Regions from separate parts of the Homo sapiens genome. Here region 1 is linked to region 2. Evidence: read pairs that join two places in POLR2A ChIA-PET (ENCODE). Cell type or tissue: A673. All regions are shown on one strand. Links, peaks and the distances in the headings refer to the core of each region. The heading gives the core; the rest is flanking DNA. Region 1 overlaps KLHL14 (kelch like family member 14). Region 2 overlaps KLHL14 (kelch like family member 14).

What was found. Peaks named below come from ENCODE experiments on the same cell type or tissue, not always from the same donor. Only the 100,000 strongest peaks of a DNase experiment are listed, where the experiment ranks them.
Region 1: POLR2A ChIA-PET joins it to region 2 with 5 read pairs; 1 of 35 experiments calls an interaction of 5 or more read pairs at or near these places.

The regions. Positions count from the first base shown.
Region 1 is chr18:32,665,102-32,673,455 of GRCh38, forward strand. It overlaps KLHL14 (kelch like family member 14), which reads right to left. Exons shown (of 9, transcript NM_020805.3): 9 at 7,572-8,354. Among named protein-coding and RNA genes, the nearest start is that of KLHL14, 100 kb to the right of the region's middle. In A673, for the core only: a CTCF peak has its summit at 4,653 (motif pointing left); a DNase peak (open chromatin) is centred at 3,920.
Region 2 is chr18:32,748,374-32,756,727 of GRCh38, forward strand. All of the region lies in intron 2 of KLHL14 (kelch like family member 14), which reads right to left. Among named protein-coding and RNA genes, the nearest start is that of KLHL14, 20 kb to the right of the region's middle. In A673, for the core only: no CTCF peak of the experiment used is centred there; a DNase peak (open chromatin) is centred at 6,728.

The DNA.
Region 1 (8,354 bases), core at 1,242-6,241, 84 kb before region 2:
CAGTGTCATGAGTTATTTAAAAAGCCAACCCAGAAGTCCTAGGCTTTTAATGTAGGAGAAAGTCAGGCCATTTTGATGAACTTTGTTTAGTCTTCCTTCATGCTATGCCTGATAGTATTATAATTATATAAGCTTTCATTTGGTCTATCTTTATATTTAAATGCTGTCTTTTATAAGCATCATTCATTTTTAAAACCAATCTGACAAACTTATTCTTTTACTAGGACTATTTAGTTCCTTTTTCTTTAATGAAATTACTGGTATGTTTGGTTTTACATCTCCCATCTTACTATTTGCTTTCTATTTTGGCTGTATTAATATTATCTTTCCTCTACTTTCTTGATTTTTGAATTAAATATTTACATTATTTCTTTTTCATCCTGCTCATTTATTAATTTTACACCTTATTCTTCTTTTAATATTTGTCCTACAGATCACAACATACATCCTTGACTTATTACAAATTATTACTCTGAACTCTTTCCTAATGTTACTAGAAACCTAGAACCTTTGAACTTTATTTATCTTTCCCTCCTGCCTTTCAAATAATTCATGTTATGTATTTAAGGTGCCTATAAACTTAAAATTTCACAAGAATTCACAGTTTTTATACAATCTATATTTATTTATAGTTATTCACATATTTATCCTTTCCTGTGTTCTTAATTTTCTCCTGTTTTTTTCCATGTTTCCATCTCTGATTATTTTCCTTTGCCTGAAAATCTTCCTTTGGTATTTCTTTTATGCAGACCTACTGACAATGAACTCCCTTAGTTAGTTAGTTTGTTTGTTTTTTTGCTTGAAATTGTCTTTATTTTCAGTGATGAGAGAATATTTTTTACCAGATACTGAATTCTGGAATGGTTTTTGTTTTCTTGCAGCACTTCAAAAATGTTATTCTAATGTCTCTGGCTTCAGTCATTTCTGTTCAGAACTAAGTCGAAAGCCACGTTATTGCTCCTTTGAAAATAATATGATATTTTTCTCTAGCTATTTTTAAGAATCTCTGTTTTTTAGGAATTTTACTGTACTTTCATACAGTATGTTTCAGAAATGTACTGTGTGGTTTTCTTTGTCTTTATCCTGCTTGGTGTTTGTTGAGCTTCTTAAATCTGTGAGTCAATATCCTTTAACGGTTTTGGAAAATTCTTGGCCAATACCTCTGAGACTGCTGGTTTTCTATCATCTCTCTTCTTGCTTTCTTGAACTGTAATAATACACATGTTAGACATTTTGAGCATGTCCTAGAAGTCTCTTCCACTTCAATCTATATATTTTTTCTATTCTTTGTTCTCTCTGTGCTTCATTTTGGATACTTTCTGTTAATCTCTCTTCCAGTTTAGACACGAATCCTGTGTCTAATTTGCCATTAATGCCATCCACTGAGTTCTTAATTTAAGATACTGTGTTTTTTAGTTCTAGAGTAACTACTTGATTCTTTTTTTAAAAAATAGACTCTAATTCTGTGGTTAGAGCTTTCATCGTTTCATTTATATTTTCTACTTTTTTGTATTTAACATATTGATCATAGTTATTTGTTTGCTGATTCAAACATCTGGATCATCAGTGGGTCTATTTCTCTTCATTGCTTTATTCTGTAGATTATAAGTCACATGATTTTTTTTCATGAGTAACAATTTTTGGCTGAATGAATGCTTTTGTGTATGAAAGAACTGTAGGCTCCATATGGTTTTATCTTCTATCAGAGAAGGAGTCCCCTTTTCTGTTATGCAGATAGAGTGAGGAAGTTATTATCTTAATTCATTCAGGGATCAAGCTTGGCTGGAACTCATTTTAGTAAGATTCAATCTATACTTGGTTTGTCACTCTTCCTAGGGTAGGCCCTCCCAGGCTTTTGGCTGTGAGTCCAGTCAGCCCTGCAGTTTGCAGGAGATTCAGATTTTCCCTTTAGAGGAGTTCAGCCTAACATTTATTTATTTGTTTGTTTGTTTATTTATTTAGAGACAGGATCTCACTCTGTTGCCCAGGCTAGAGTGCAGTGGTGCTATCTCGGCGCACTGCAACCTCTACTTCCCAGGCTCAAGTGATCCTCCTGCCTCAGAGTAGCTGAGAATACGGGCATGCACCACTACGCCCAGGTAATTTTTGTATGTTTTGCAGAGACAGGGTCTTGCCATGTTGCCCAGGCGGGTCTTGAACTCCTGGGTTCAAGCAATCTGCCCGCCTCTGTCAGCGTAACTTTTTATCCTCACAAATCATACCATTTTAATATTGGCAAATGTCTTTAGGGGGTGAGCAGTCATGTATTTGAAAGAGTTTTCTTCACCTTGAAAATCTTTAATTTCTAAGCACTGTGAGATTGTGGGAGCTATTTTCTGCCTTTTGGAAGTTTTTGGCCTAGCTTTTTATCTTCCTGGGCAATACCAGAACTCCAAAATTCCCTTCAAGGAAAACTGGCTGTGTTTAAGGCTTCTCAAGTTTTCATTTTTGTCAGTCCAGTTTTGTGTGGCAGCTAACACTTTTGCTGGTTTCTCTTTCCAGTAGCATAGCCTCTTCTCTTTCTGAGCCAAGGTTGATCAACTTTTGGTCAGAACTGGAAAACGTTCCTAGAGAAAAATATTAGTGGCCATAATCAGCTCATCTAGGAACTCTGTTCTCCTCTGGAATTTTAATTAATCTAGTCCTAATTGCTTTCATAGATCTCTCATGCCTTTAACAATGTTAAACAAAATACCATTCATCTTTTGCTAGTTGTCACAGTGGAAATCTTGGCCTGCTCTGAACTACTTTATTCTATCTGGACATAAAAGTTCTTGCCTTCACACTTCATTATTCAAACCATCATCCAATACACTAATCTGGAAATGATTGTACTACTATTTTTGATCTAGCACTTTTCCATGTGAAAATGGCTTAGTTATTATCTGCTGTATTTTCAAGGACTACCTTACAAACATTAATTGAAAAAATATCTCTTATTTTCTACCCATTCTTCATGACTGACTCTGTATACAGCCTTTGCCTCAGTCTTCCTTGAGTCCCCTAGTTGGACATAAACTTCTTTCTGGAACTCCCACAACACCTTATTTGTATGATTTTATTGCACATATACTTTACATTATGGTTACTTACGTATTAAGAGCTTCATCCACACTGGGAGGAATCAATAAATAAAAGACTGACTGTAATACTGGGGATATATTTTGGGGATACCAAGAGAGTTATTACATACTAATCCTCATTGTTTGTGAAGAGACCACCTAGGAAGCAATATTTGTGAATGTTTCCTGAGCTGGAGGCAAGAATCACACCAGTACTATCCATTTGCTTTTCGGAAAAAAGATTTTCATAATAGTAGGGTTAAAATTCTGGTTTTTCACAGCCATTAAATAAGGGGAACATGGTTAATATGACAAAAGCAACTAGTGGTCACATACTTACAGACCTTTGTATCAAAGGCTATTGTAGGGCTTATTATATTGGTAGCAGTTAGGATCCAGAACATCCATGTACAATTTACATTTTCAAGATTATGCACATAAAATTTCTGAGTCAGAAATGACTCTGCTACTCCAGGAATTCTAATACCCCTAAAATCAACCACCATTTAAGCAACTGAGCACTGCTGTGAGCAAACATGGTGGGGAAACACAACATTCAGACGTTGCCTCTTATACACCAAGGGGCTTAGTTAAAACAAGGCATAAATATTACACATAAAACACCATCAATATTAGAAAATATGTGACAGAAGCTACATGAATAATGCAGCTGGTAAATATTCTAAAGACATAGAGGAGATGATGACTATTCTAGGGGTGGTCTAGTTAGACACGAGGATTATATCTTCTCATGGGACCTCATATAGCCTCATGTAGCTTATATAGCCTCAAGGGACTTTGGCTTTAAAGTTCCTTTTCTTTTTTCTTTCTATCCTGTGAATTGGATTAATACAACCAATTGTGTTGGAAGAGAAAAGAATAAACTTAATATGGCTTTCCATCCCAGCTGGCTTTAATAGTCCCAATTGCTTTTAAGAAAAACTTGTAAGACAAGTAAAGAACTTCCTGCCAAACTGTATGAATGCCATCTGGCCTGGTGTGGAAGCTTGGTGGTCTAAGTCCATTCATTAAAAAAGTACAATTTACCACAGCTATTCTGGAAGAGCCTGCAGGTGGAAGGAGCTGCAGTGTTTCTCATCAGAAATGTTAAATGAAAAAAAGGATCAGAGATGAACCAAATAAGCAATGTCCCTGAAGATCCGAAACTTAGAGATTTCAAAGTGTTATGGTGAAATAATAATAGTAGTTGGGTAGAACATGAACTGTAGAATAAAATTGGTGAAAGGGAATCAGAAAAAAAAACAGACATAACAGTTGTTTCTTCCAGTTTTTAGATTGCCTTTCATAGACAAAGACTTCTTCCTGTAGATGTATCGGTGGCATTAGTTGGGTAGGGCGCTTTAGTTTTGATTCTGGGTATGTGCAGTAGGGTAGTTGTTGTATGATTTCTTTGGCTGTCAGTAGTGTCAATGGTGTCTGTGATTTCCTCAGTGGCTTAGGCTGAAGTTGTTAGTGGAGGCTATGGTGAGACTTTGCTTAGGATGGGGAGGCCAGGTGGGCCAGTCCTGGGGCCCCTGTAATGGCAGTGGTGAGCTAAGCGTGCCTGTCCTTGGGTCCCCCTGGTGGTGTACATGGGCACTGGTATTAGTGGGTCTAGGAAGACCAATTCTTGGGCCTCCAGGCTACCTGATGGCAGTGACAGCAGTGGGCTGGGTGGCTGGGCAGGCCTCAGGTTGCTGGGCAGTGTGTATGGCATGCATGATGGCAGTAGCAGTAGTAAGATAACCTCAGGCTCTCAGATGGCATGAGCTGGTGTCAGCGGTGGCTGCTATGGCTGGGTGAGGCAGTCCCCAGGCCCCTGGTGACATGTGTGGGTGGTACCAGTGTTGGTGGTGGTAGCAGGCTGAGTGGGCCTGTTCTCAGGCCTCCAAAAAGAGTGCACAGACGTCAGTGGCGGGAGGTGAGGTGGGGTGATTCTCAGGTTTCGATGGTATGCTTGGGTGCTGGTGGCAGGTTTTGTGGGACTGTTATTATGGTGCACATGTGCACTTGAGGTGACTGATGGGTCAACTGTTCCAGATTTGAGCAACGTGATTGGAAGCAAAGAGCCTGCTATCTCCCTGCAACCAAATGTTCACCTTTCCCCAGCCTACCCCTACAGGCCATTGTGTTGTATATAAGGGATTTGGAAGGCCACAGAATAAGAGTCAGCTTAATAAATAAAGAAGGGAAAGGGAGGTTACAATCAAGGATCACTTTATTACTTTATCTGAAGTGATATAATTCTTCTGTGCTTGAGGAGTGGACAGTCCCACGCATTAATTTACTTCATTGTCTTGTCTTTAGCATCATTAGTGAACTAAAATACACTAAAATAATACTACTGCTGCTAATGTTAACAATTAACGTTTACTGGGTCCTTAATATATGCTAGGCAACAACCTAGAATAGAATAAGCCACTCAAGCTTCAATTTATAGAAAAATTTTTCTTATTCTAAACTTTTGTGTTGCATTCTTGAAGCACATTTTTACTATGCATATCTAAACATGCACTTTTTGTTATTGCACCAAGCCTATAGAGTCAACAAATGTAGAATACCTTTGCTATGGCCTGAATGTTTGTCCCCTCCAAAACTCATATTAAAGTTTAATTGCCATTGTAACAATATTAAGAGGTGAGGTCTTTCAGAGGTGTTTAGGTCACAGGGGCTCACCTTCATGGGTGGAATTGGTGCCACTATAAAAGGGCACATTGGGCCTCCCTTGTCTCTCTCACTTTCTTGGTTTCCACCATGGGATGACACAGTAAGAAGGCCCTGGCCAGATGGCAGAAAGTTGGTGTTGGACTTTTCAGCCTTCAGAATTGTGCACCAGTAAATTATGCTCATTATAAGTTACCCACTTTCAGGTATTCTGTTCTACCATCACAAAATGGACTAAGATAACCTCCATAAAGACACACCACCCTATATTTGGTGTATATTTATTCTACAATTCAGAGCAGCACTATATAGCTACAGCGACACAAAGCAAATATACTATGTATTTGAATATTTTATTCCTACATTGACCCTTCTGCTGCTTCTTATTGGCATAATATTTTCCACTAAAGTTTTAATATCCTCAAGGTTAGGTGCTTCTAGAAAGTCAGGCATGATCAGTCATGATCGGTCCTTTCTGTGAGAACTCAGTCTATCAAGGTACTCATCAATGTGTATTAGTTGGCTTTGGTGTGCTTTACTACTCTTGTTTTAGCTTATTTATTTGTTTTTAAAAACTATTTTGACCTAAAGAATTAAGTTTAATCAGAAGTCAGGCATTTATAATGATGCTCTTTGGGATATTCAATGAATACTTGATACTTACCATGTTGATAATGATGATAGTTTGTTAAGTGATATAAGTGTCAAGCAGCTGGGAAAATATGACTTTGGCTGAATAGGGTAGAACAAATGCAGACACTAATTTCAAGCTCACAGACACAGCTTAATTAATTTTAAAAATCTGGTCTGTATATGCATTCTTCCAGTTTTAGTCAGTTTTAAGATGTATTCTTAGAAAAAATATCTTTTTTTGTCCCCTCAGTATATTTCCACTTTACCCAAAATTCCTTCAAGTATTAACTAACTAAATATAAAACATGAAAGTACAGTCTAGCGAGGGACATCAAGTAGGTGGCTTATTGGGATTAGGAAAAAGATAAGCATGCCTTCTTAACATCTCATGATATTTAGTCAGCACTGGAGCCTTGGGTATTTCAGGGGATTTGGAGAAGCCCTTCAGCAACTAGCCATTGGCTCAGGAGAAGGGTCTTCTTTCAGTGTGCTACTCTAGTATGTGGAGGAGAAGATCCAATGGAAGGAGAAAGAAACTCCATTACTCTTTCTTGTGGAATATTAGGGAGAATCAAAATATCCTCTAATTTTGAGTTTAATCATCACTAATGATAGATTTGGCTGGGAAGCATTAAAGTAAATTCCCCCCAGCTTACAGGCTTCCGAACGTAGCTCCTGATCTTACACAGCTCTTTGCCTGGAAGGCTGCCCAACTGCTACCCTTAACTGCAAGCCTTAGTTCCCCCTATGTCTCCCATAGCCCCTCTAATTGCCCTGTACAACTACTTCATCAGATCTTCAAAAGAGAATAAAATTAAATACTATGTATTTGATAATTGATTTAATTAAATGTGTGACTCACTTATTCTTTAAAAAGGGTGCAGTTATTTTTAACACAAATGGTGCTTCTAATAATGTGTATAAATATTTAGTTATTTGATCTCAGATAAGTTATGTCTTATTATAACACTCTTGTAGTGAAAACATCAGATTCCACTCATATGATTTTTAACTCACAGCATTTTCCAGAAGTATTCCATAATTTTAGCACTGTCCATACTGTATACATTTACATATTGTGAGAAAGCCAAATAACACTTGTAAATCACAGCTTCAGAACAAAAATATTTAGGCATTTACATATCACAAACCTTCAAACGGTTTAATGTAGAGATTTATACATATGTAAGTAGGATATGAGAGACAGTTGAATTAGTACATAAAGTTTTTATTTAAAGTTTTCCCCTTCCAAGCAAGCTTCATTTACACATTCTAATACTGTACAAAATTTACATTCTCTGTGACTTATTTATTCACTTTTCACTTTCTAGTAACTTATGTCTCTCTGAAATACAGAAAGCTTTACTTATAATTCTCATAAATGCTTTTATTTTGGTGAGAAATAAAAAATAAAATGCAGAACAAGTCTAAGGAAAGCAAAGGTTCTTGTACAAATTGTGACTTTTGGAAGAAACAGTGACAGTTGACAACAAAAGGTTCTGAAGCAGACCTCATTCTATTCATGATGTCAGCTGAGATTTTCCCACAGAGTACTGTAACTTTTCTTTCTATATACTCATATGTTTTAAGGAAAAAGAAATGACAGTTGATTGCACTGGATATACATATATTTATATATATATATTTTTACAACGGATCCTTTGGATCTGAACATACAAATAAATACAAAAACAACGAAGATTGCACTTTACTGTAGAAACGGCATCGGATTCCAGTATACCCATTTATCTTGACGTGCTCTGCCATGAAAGCTTATCACTAAGGCATTTTTCATCTGTGGGATTTCCCTAATTACTGTTTTGAATGACACATTTGTTGAAGGATTCAACACCATCTCTGGATGGTTAAAATATATTTTAGGCTTTTATTTACTCCTAAAGTTGTTGTTCAAGCTCTGGAGGGCTTGAAAATCGAATGTGCATTCCTGTCAGTTTTGTCCTTTTGGTTGGCCACATTGAGACTATCTCATGCTAT
Region 2 (8,354 bases), core at 2,243-7,242:
AATTTTTTTTTTTTGAGATGGAGTATCGCTCTGTCACCGAGGCTGGAGCGCAGTGGCGCCATCTCTGCTCACTGCAAGCTCCGCCTCCCGGGTTCACGCCATTCTCCTGCCTCAGCCTCCCGAGTAGCTGGGACTACAGGCGCCCGCCATCACGCCTGGCTAATTTTTTGTATATTTAGTAGAGACTGGGTTTCACCGTCTCCATCTCCTGGCCTGGTGATCCACCCGCCTCGGCCTCCCAAAGTGCTGGGATTACAGGCGTGAGCCACCGCACCAGGCTTTTTTTTTTTTTTTTTAGTAGAGACAGTGTTTCACCATGTTGACCACGCTGGTCTCTGCCTCCTGACCTCAAGTGATCCCCCGACCTCGGTCTCCCAAAGTGTTAGGATTACAGGCGTGAGCCACTGGGCCTGGCCTCTTTGCCTCTCTTTAACCTTATTTATAAAATAGGGATAACACTAACAAGACCTAAGGCGCAGGCATCTTTAATTTTCAGAATTAAAAGATATAATATATGTAAAGCATTTAAAACAGTGCTAAATAAATGCTAATTATCATTACCACCACCATCATCAACAACTTCATAGTTATTGACATCATCATTATCCTCATCCTCATTATCATCAATATTATCTGTTCCTTTATGTAATTTGCAGGTTTGACAAGCAGGTGGCCTATGCCCTCATCCAAGTTTTATTACTTAAAGATAATAAAGAGTTGTACTTCAATTGTTTTGATATTTTAATTATGCTAACTCATTCTTCCTGAAATGATACTAAATCATTGGGATTTTTACTTTCTCTACATAGGGTCTTTGGGAGTGTATGACCATTTTTTGAAACATGGAGATTTGATTGAAAACAACGACAATAACAACAAGCAGTTTTGAAGTAGCAAAGCGATCCAGAGTAGATAATCATTACCCCATCTTTCCGAAGCCAGGTTAATTACAAGTTAAGAGTCATCAGACCTGGATTTAAATCCTCTACCTTTTCTTATGTTTAACTCCTTGGGCTGACTCTAAGCCTCAGTTGCTTCATCTGTAAAGTGGGAATAATGGTATCCTCTTACAAGAATGTTGTAAGGGTTAAATAAAGTCATTTAGGTGTAATAGCAAAATAAATGCCTTCTACTTGTAACCAAAGCCACTCTGTAGAGCCAGTCCCTCCAGCAAATGAAAGGCCCTTTGTGCTGCTGACACCTTGAAAGATGAATGTCTCTGCATACTGAAGGGGGAAAATATTGATACTTTCAACATAATCCAGGAGGAAGGGGCTGTGGAAAATGGAAAGAAGTTTTGACTCTTTCCCATGTCCTCCCAATTTCAGTGGACTTTACTAAACTTATGATAGCTTAGTATTGCATAAAAGCAGTAAATGGGCATTTTCACATCTGGTGGTACAGCAGCAATGTATGGGAGTGATTTGGCAGGTAGAAAAGGCCAGGAAAACACAAGTTCCAGGGACTCACAGACATGAGGATGGATGTGTGAGTCAGTTCAGGCTGCGATAACAAAAATACCATAGACTGCGTGGCTTGAACAACAGAAAATTATTTCTCATAGTTTTGGAGGCTGAAAAGTGGAAGATCAGAGTGCTGGTAGATTCTGTTCCTAGTGAGGGCCCACTTCCCATTTCTGTTCTCATATGGTGAGGGGGGCAATGAGAGAGAGAGAGAGGAGAGCACACGTGTGTGCTCTCCTCTCTCTTCTTATAAAGCCGCTAATTCCATCATGAGGGTTCCACCATCATGACCTAATTACCTCCCAAAGGTCCCATATCCAAATACTATCTTACTGGTGATTAGGGTTTCAAGGTATGAATTTTTAAGGGGTGGACCCAAACATTTAGACCATAGCAAAATAGTTTTGGTTTTCCACAGGCCAGAGGATTATAGGGGTTCATAGCAATTTCTTTACCAGATCTGTTATGCCTCCAGCTGAAATCTGGGTTACATAGGAATAAAATATTTATATAGTTCAAAATTGATAAGTGATAGCGATTATTATTATGTGTAATTATTAACTTTACAAAGTACTCATTTGAAAATTCATCTTTGGAATTTTGGAGTTTTTATTGCTTAGAAGCCTTGCAGATACCATATGTTACACTGTATATAAATAGCCAGAACTTTGATTGCATAAGCAAGTTTAACAAAAATATAAAATCACTGGACTTCCTACAATGGTATTGACTCAGATCTCATTCATAAAATATAATCTACTTACTTCTCTTCGCTGCCAGCTGCCTCTGTTAGGGTAGTCACCAAATCTTACAATATTCAAGTCACCGAATTTCATGGTATCCTTGACTCTTCCATTTTCTTGCTATATTCTATAGTTTCTAGAGCTGTAATATTTCTTAAATCTTTCTCTTCATTCCAGCTGAGCGGCCATCAGCTGGATTCAGCTGGGTTGGTTCTCCCTTGTGCTGTTGTAAAGTGGTAGCCCTGCTTTCTGACCCCCATCCCCATCAACACTACATATTTTGTCAAATGAATTTTAGCAAAGCCAAACATTAATAACCAATTACATCAGTCCTCTTCTTAAAAACCATTGAATTCCCAATTACCTATCTTATTATAACCTCTCTTTCCTTTCTCTCTTTTTTTCTCCTATTAGTAAATGTCTTCCTGGAATTTCATTTGGGGGATAAAAGAGCTTGTGAGTCCAGATCTGGAAAAATGTGAAAGGGGAATTTCATATGGAAGCTGCTCAGATCGTGGGGAGGAAGTAACAGAGGTAGATCCCTCTACTCCAAGTAATTGGCCTGGCCAGAAGGAGGCTTTGAAAGGCAGCTAGCCTTCCCTAAACTTCCAGCCAGAATGGTACCCAAAACTGCCCTAAGGAGAGCTGCTACCCTTCTCTTAAAATTTTCCAGCGAAGTAAACTCCTTTGAGAGTTTGTTCCAGCTGATTTGCTGTTGTATTTAGGTGTCTTTATCATAGCTGTTCTTGGTAATTACACAGCAGCTTTCATCGGAAGAGCCTTTAAATAGACCTGATAATGCCTCTGGGAGGTAGGTAAACACAAAGTATCATTATCCCCATTTAACAGATGAAAGACTAGAGGAAAAGGGGCTTAGGCAGCTTTTCCAGTGTGCAGGATGGGTTTTATTTTCCTCCATTTCACACAAGAAACATCTCCAGGGTTTTCTCACACAACTCTTCTGTGGCTCTCAGGTGTGGCTGAAAATGCCTTACTTCCCAGAGTCTGACTTTGGGCTCCTCCTCTTCCTCACACACAGAGTCTGGCTATGTGGTGACTGAAGAACGGTCAGTCACGTGCCTATTATTTAGTTTTCCTAAGATGGAAGTAACTTTAAGATTTGTTTGATTATATCATAAAGATAATACATGCTCACTGAAAAAACTTCTGACTATACTTAAAAGCAAGAAGAACTTACTACATAGTAGGTGCTCAATAAATGTTTGTTGTATAAATGAAGATATGACGAATAAAAGAAGGAATAGAGTCCAACGTAGTGTCTCATGCCTGTAATCCCAGCCCTTTGGAAGGCCAAGGTGGGCAGATCACTTGAGGTCAGCAGCTTGAGATCAGCCTGGCCAACATGGTGAAACCCCATCTCTACTAAAAATACAAAAATTAGCTGGGGGTTGTGGCGTGTGCCTGTAATCCCAGCTACTCAGGAGGCTGAGGCGGGAGAATCACTTGAACTTGGGAGGTGGAGGTTGCTGTGAGCTGAGGACACGTCACTGCACTCCAGGCTGGGCAACAGAGTGAGACTCCATCTCAAAAAAACAAAACAAAACAAACAAACACCAACAACAAAGAAGGAATAGGTGGGCAGACTAAAAGCCCCATAAGCCCCAAGGATCAGTGGGATTACAAAATCCCACTATCTAGGAGGATGTTATAGATTCTTTATATTCTTTTTTTTCCCTTACTTGTTTCAAGGTTCAGTCAGTGGGGTGGAGGTGTCAAAAGGCAATGGGGAAAAAGGAAAAAGCGTATTTCTGAACCACAGGGTGGAAGACTCAGAGAGCCATATATTGGGAAAAGGACATTCATATCAACCAACTCCCAAATCTAAGCTGCTATTTTTACTATGTACTGCCCTAGACCCTCCACCTTTTATCCCTGTCTGAGCATGTCCAAATAATGAGTCTTTCTCTTGTTACGTTATCACGTTCATCATTTTTCTTTGGATGTCTCTGCTTATCTTTGTTCTTTAGGTCTAGTGTTGTCTTATAGAATAGGAGCCTACCATGATAAAGCACAATGTTTACCAAACTTCAGTTATCAGTACAACAGAAGACTTTCATTATTTTTGCCATAGCCACATGCTTTGAAATTATTCACTAAATATTTTATTTAAAACTGCTCACTTAAAAAAATGCTTCCTTAAAAATCCCAGGCTATTGTAGTGGTTCCCAATGTGGGAACTTTTTTTTTTTTTTTTTTTTTTTGAGACGGAGTCTCGCTCTGTCGCCCAGGCTGGAGTGCAGTGGCGGGATCTCGGCTCACTGCAAGCTCCGCCTCCAATGTGGGAACTTTTATAAGCTATCAGAACTTCTCAGGGATTCTGATTCAATGATCTGGGATGGGACCCAGCATCATATTTGTGTGTGTGTGTGTGTGTGTGTGTGTGTGTGTGTGTGTGTCTTTTAAGCTTTCTCAGTGATTCTATTAATAAGATGCAACGGGTATTGAGAACCATGGTTCTAAGCAATTATATTTACTAAATCATGGGCTTCATGGGTTAATTATTTTATCTCTAACACACGTTAAAATATAACAATACCTAACTTATTATAAATGTTAAAATGATTTCTTGTGTACCATCTGAAATTGTCTCACATTCTACCAGTGGCAGATAAATCCTACTTGGGGACGCACTATAAGAAATGGAAGAAATCAGGACTTTAATATCTGAAGCTCTGAAAACCTGTTACATTCCAACTCTGCCACTTCCTGTCTGTGTGACCATGTGAAGATCAACAACTTTGTTGGCTGTTGCTTTACACATTGCAATTTTGATTAGCCATCTTCCCACCCCTTCACTTCTCATCCCGCCCCTTCACTTCTCATCCCGCCCCTGTGGCTCACATGGGTCCTCCACAATTCTTCCAGAATGTTACTGTGTCCTCTAGCATGCAGTTACGGTAGTTGGCTTATGCTTTTGCCACATTCCTCTAGGCACCAAACTTGCAGACTGGCTGGTGATGGCAGGGGCAGATATAACAAAAAAGTCTTAAGACCTTTATCTGAATCCATGAAATGTAGCCCACCCCCACCACCCAAGGCTTAGCTCATAAGCCCCAAGGATCAGGACGAGTTTATCTTTATATTATACATAGCACTTGACACTTCATCCTTGGCCCTTTGCTTCATGAGGGACAATGGCTTCCAGCCAAGTTTATACTCACTGCATTTCCCCCTCCTTCTCCACCTCCCAGATTAAAGCTTCCTTTGGTAACTAGGAGCAGTTGAATATCTTCTTTGCTTGATTACCTGTATAATCCCTAATTCTAATACCTCCTACTTAGCACCTTTCTTCTGAAGAGCATAAATTGCAATGGAAATAGCATCTCATTAATCCTCCCCACATCCCTGTGAGGAAGTTGCGTGGCAAGCATTAGCTCTCAGACTAATCCTCCTGCCTGCAAGTGGGATGCAGGGTCCTGCTGCTCTCTAGCACAGATGCTTGCTACTGAGCAAGCTGGTGGGGACAACCAACATGTGTGTGACAGGAGAAAGCTCTTCTCTTTGTTCAAGAGAGATGTGGTTCTGTGCAGCCTGCCACAGTGGAGCCATTCAAGCTCTGTATAGCCTAGTGACGAAAGGAGATAAAGCATCACTCTCAGGCTAGTGATGGACTCGTAAGTAATGCCTGCATTTAAACTCCTAATAAAGCCCAATTATTAGACTATGCTGCCTCCTGAGAGCCAGTCTCATTACTGAGACTTCGTCCTGTCTTTTTCTTTCTCCCTCCCATCTGGCTGGCTTTTGGAAGAGATAAGAGTGACTTTTTGACCTAAGGAAACTTTGGCACCTGCTGCAGAAGAAAAAGTGCAGAAAGACACCAAGGTCACAAAATAATAATGAAAATTCAAGTTCAGAAGGATGCAACATCTTTCCACTAAAATTATATCTCTGAGAGAGTGAGACATAATGGTAGAAATGAATATTTTGACAGCAACCTGACATTCTGAAGAAAGGAGTTCAGCCATTCAAGATGATGCTGAGAGGGACAACAGCCTCCCGATCCAAAGTCCAATTTCATTCTTTACTCTAACTCCAGGGAGAGGTTCCCTGTGGGGAAACTGTGAGGCTCTTTCGGAGGAACTGGAGCCAGCCTCCTGCCAACCAGGCTGTTTCCAGTTGGAGAGTCACTGCAGGAGTGGCCATGCAGGGAGATACTGAGAAAAGTTAGTAACAGGATAGATTTCTCCAGGCTTCTCCCGGAATATTCATGGCAACAAATAAGTGTCCATTTTCAAGAAGGGAGTTTCAGTGGATTCCTTCTAAAAGGACTCAACGTTTATTTTTAGGGTAAGAAAAATGCTATGAAATCATCCTGGGGCAAAGATAAAAGAAGAAGGTTATCCTTATTTTTGTGTAGATCTGCAGCAAGGGAGGGAGGCAGGCCCTGGCGGGTGTGTGTGCTGAGGAGACAATGAGGTGTGGCTTGTGGAATCCTGCTTAGGGACACCCTGCTGCTGTGGGTGAAATGGAATCTCTTATCTTCCTCTGCTTTTCCTCTCCCTCCTTGTAGGGAGCCAGTTCTTTCTGTTCTTTGCTGTATCACCAACCCTCGAGGGACCATGGTGCCACAATGAACCCTAGGTGGAGGGCTCCGTGGTGTCTAGGAAGCCCTCCAAGGTCATCCCCCACTGGAAAGGGCATTCACAGAAGCCTCTAAGACCCACCCAATCAGCTAATCTGGAGCAATATTCTTTTCATTATCAGATCTTTGACATGCAGCAACAAATTATTCTGAAAAGTTTACCATATTCTCTGAAGCTGAATTGTGGATGCTATACTGTGTGGCTTGAATTATTCTCTAGTGCAAATTCTGTAGTGCGCTAGGGACCCGAATTTCATCTCTAGGAAATAAATCCCCTAGAATTTGGTAATTCCAGCAACTTTCCCTATGACTCATTTCCCTTTTTCTCATATCAATTAATGAAATTTCTTTTAATTTTGCAAAAATTTTTCCCCATTTTTTAAGAAATCACTATCAGTATTTTCTCCTATCTTTTATAGACATGTAGCAAATTCAAAAAACAGAAGCAATTATTTGTTTAGTTCCATGATTTTCAAAATGTGGTCCAAAATCTACTGGTAGCAGAACTACCTATGATGCTTGCTAAACATGCAGGTTCTTGGGACCTCCTTTCAGATCAATTTATTTAGAATCTCTGGGGTGGAGCTAGGGAAGATATATTTTGTTAAAAAGCTCTATGTTTGATTCTTGAAAAAGCTACTGGTCTAGGCAAGATCTTCTGGAATTGAGGAAAAAGGATCTGAATTTTTTTTTCTCTACTAGCTTTACATTACTGGAAGAGCTATTTATACACTGCTGACTTGGATAACTGTTCAGCTGCCTAGATAACTTTGCTTGTATGGATCTAGTTGAAAAGCAATATTTCAGTTAATTTCCCTGTTTTCTAATTTTGTGTCTTAAACGTGGCTTTGTTACGGACCAAACTGTGTTCCCTCCAAATTCATGTGTTGAAGCCCTAACCCCCAAAGTGACTACATTTGGAGATAGAGCTTTTAAGGAGGTAATTAAGGTTAAATGAGGTCATAAGGGTGAGGCCCTGATCCAATATGACTGATGTCCTTATAAGAAGAGGAAGAAACACCAGATCTTCCTCTGCATGTAAGCACAGAGAAAAGGCCATGTGGGCATACAGCAGGAAGGCAGCTGTCTACAAACCAGGAAGAGAGGCTCCGCAGAAATCAACCCTGCTGGCACCTTGGTCTTGAACTTCCAACCACCAGAAATTGGAGACAATAAATTTTTGTTAAGCCACTTGGAGACTTTAGGGTTTAGAGTTTCCTTCACACACACACACACACACACATGCAAATGTGAAACACTTTCAAAAAAAACCTTTCTAAGGTGAGATTATTCCTTCTCTTAATAGGTCAAAAGAATGACTGTTTTCCTGGAAGTTGGACTGTCAGTTTGATTAAACTGATGGAAGGCTTGAGGGGCTCTTTCCTGCACAAGAGGTGTCCCTTTTCCTGGGATAGATTTTTACCTAGACTACTTGCTGTTGGTTTCATTTGCTGCTCCTTAACCCTGGAAAAATCCCAAATCTTGAATTTATTTAAGTGCCTTAAGGGTGGTGTTTAAATATTTCAGTTTTGCATTGCATGTCTA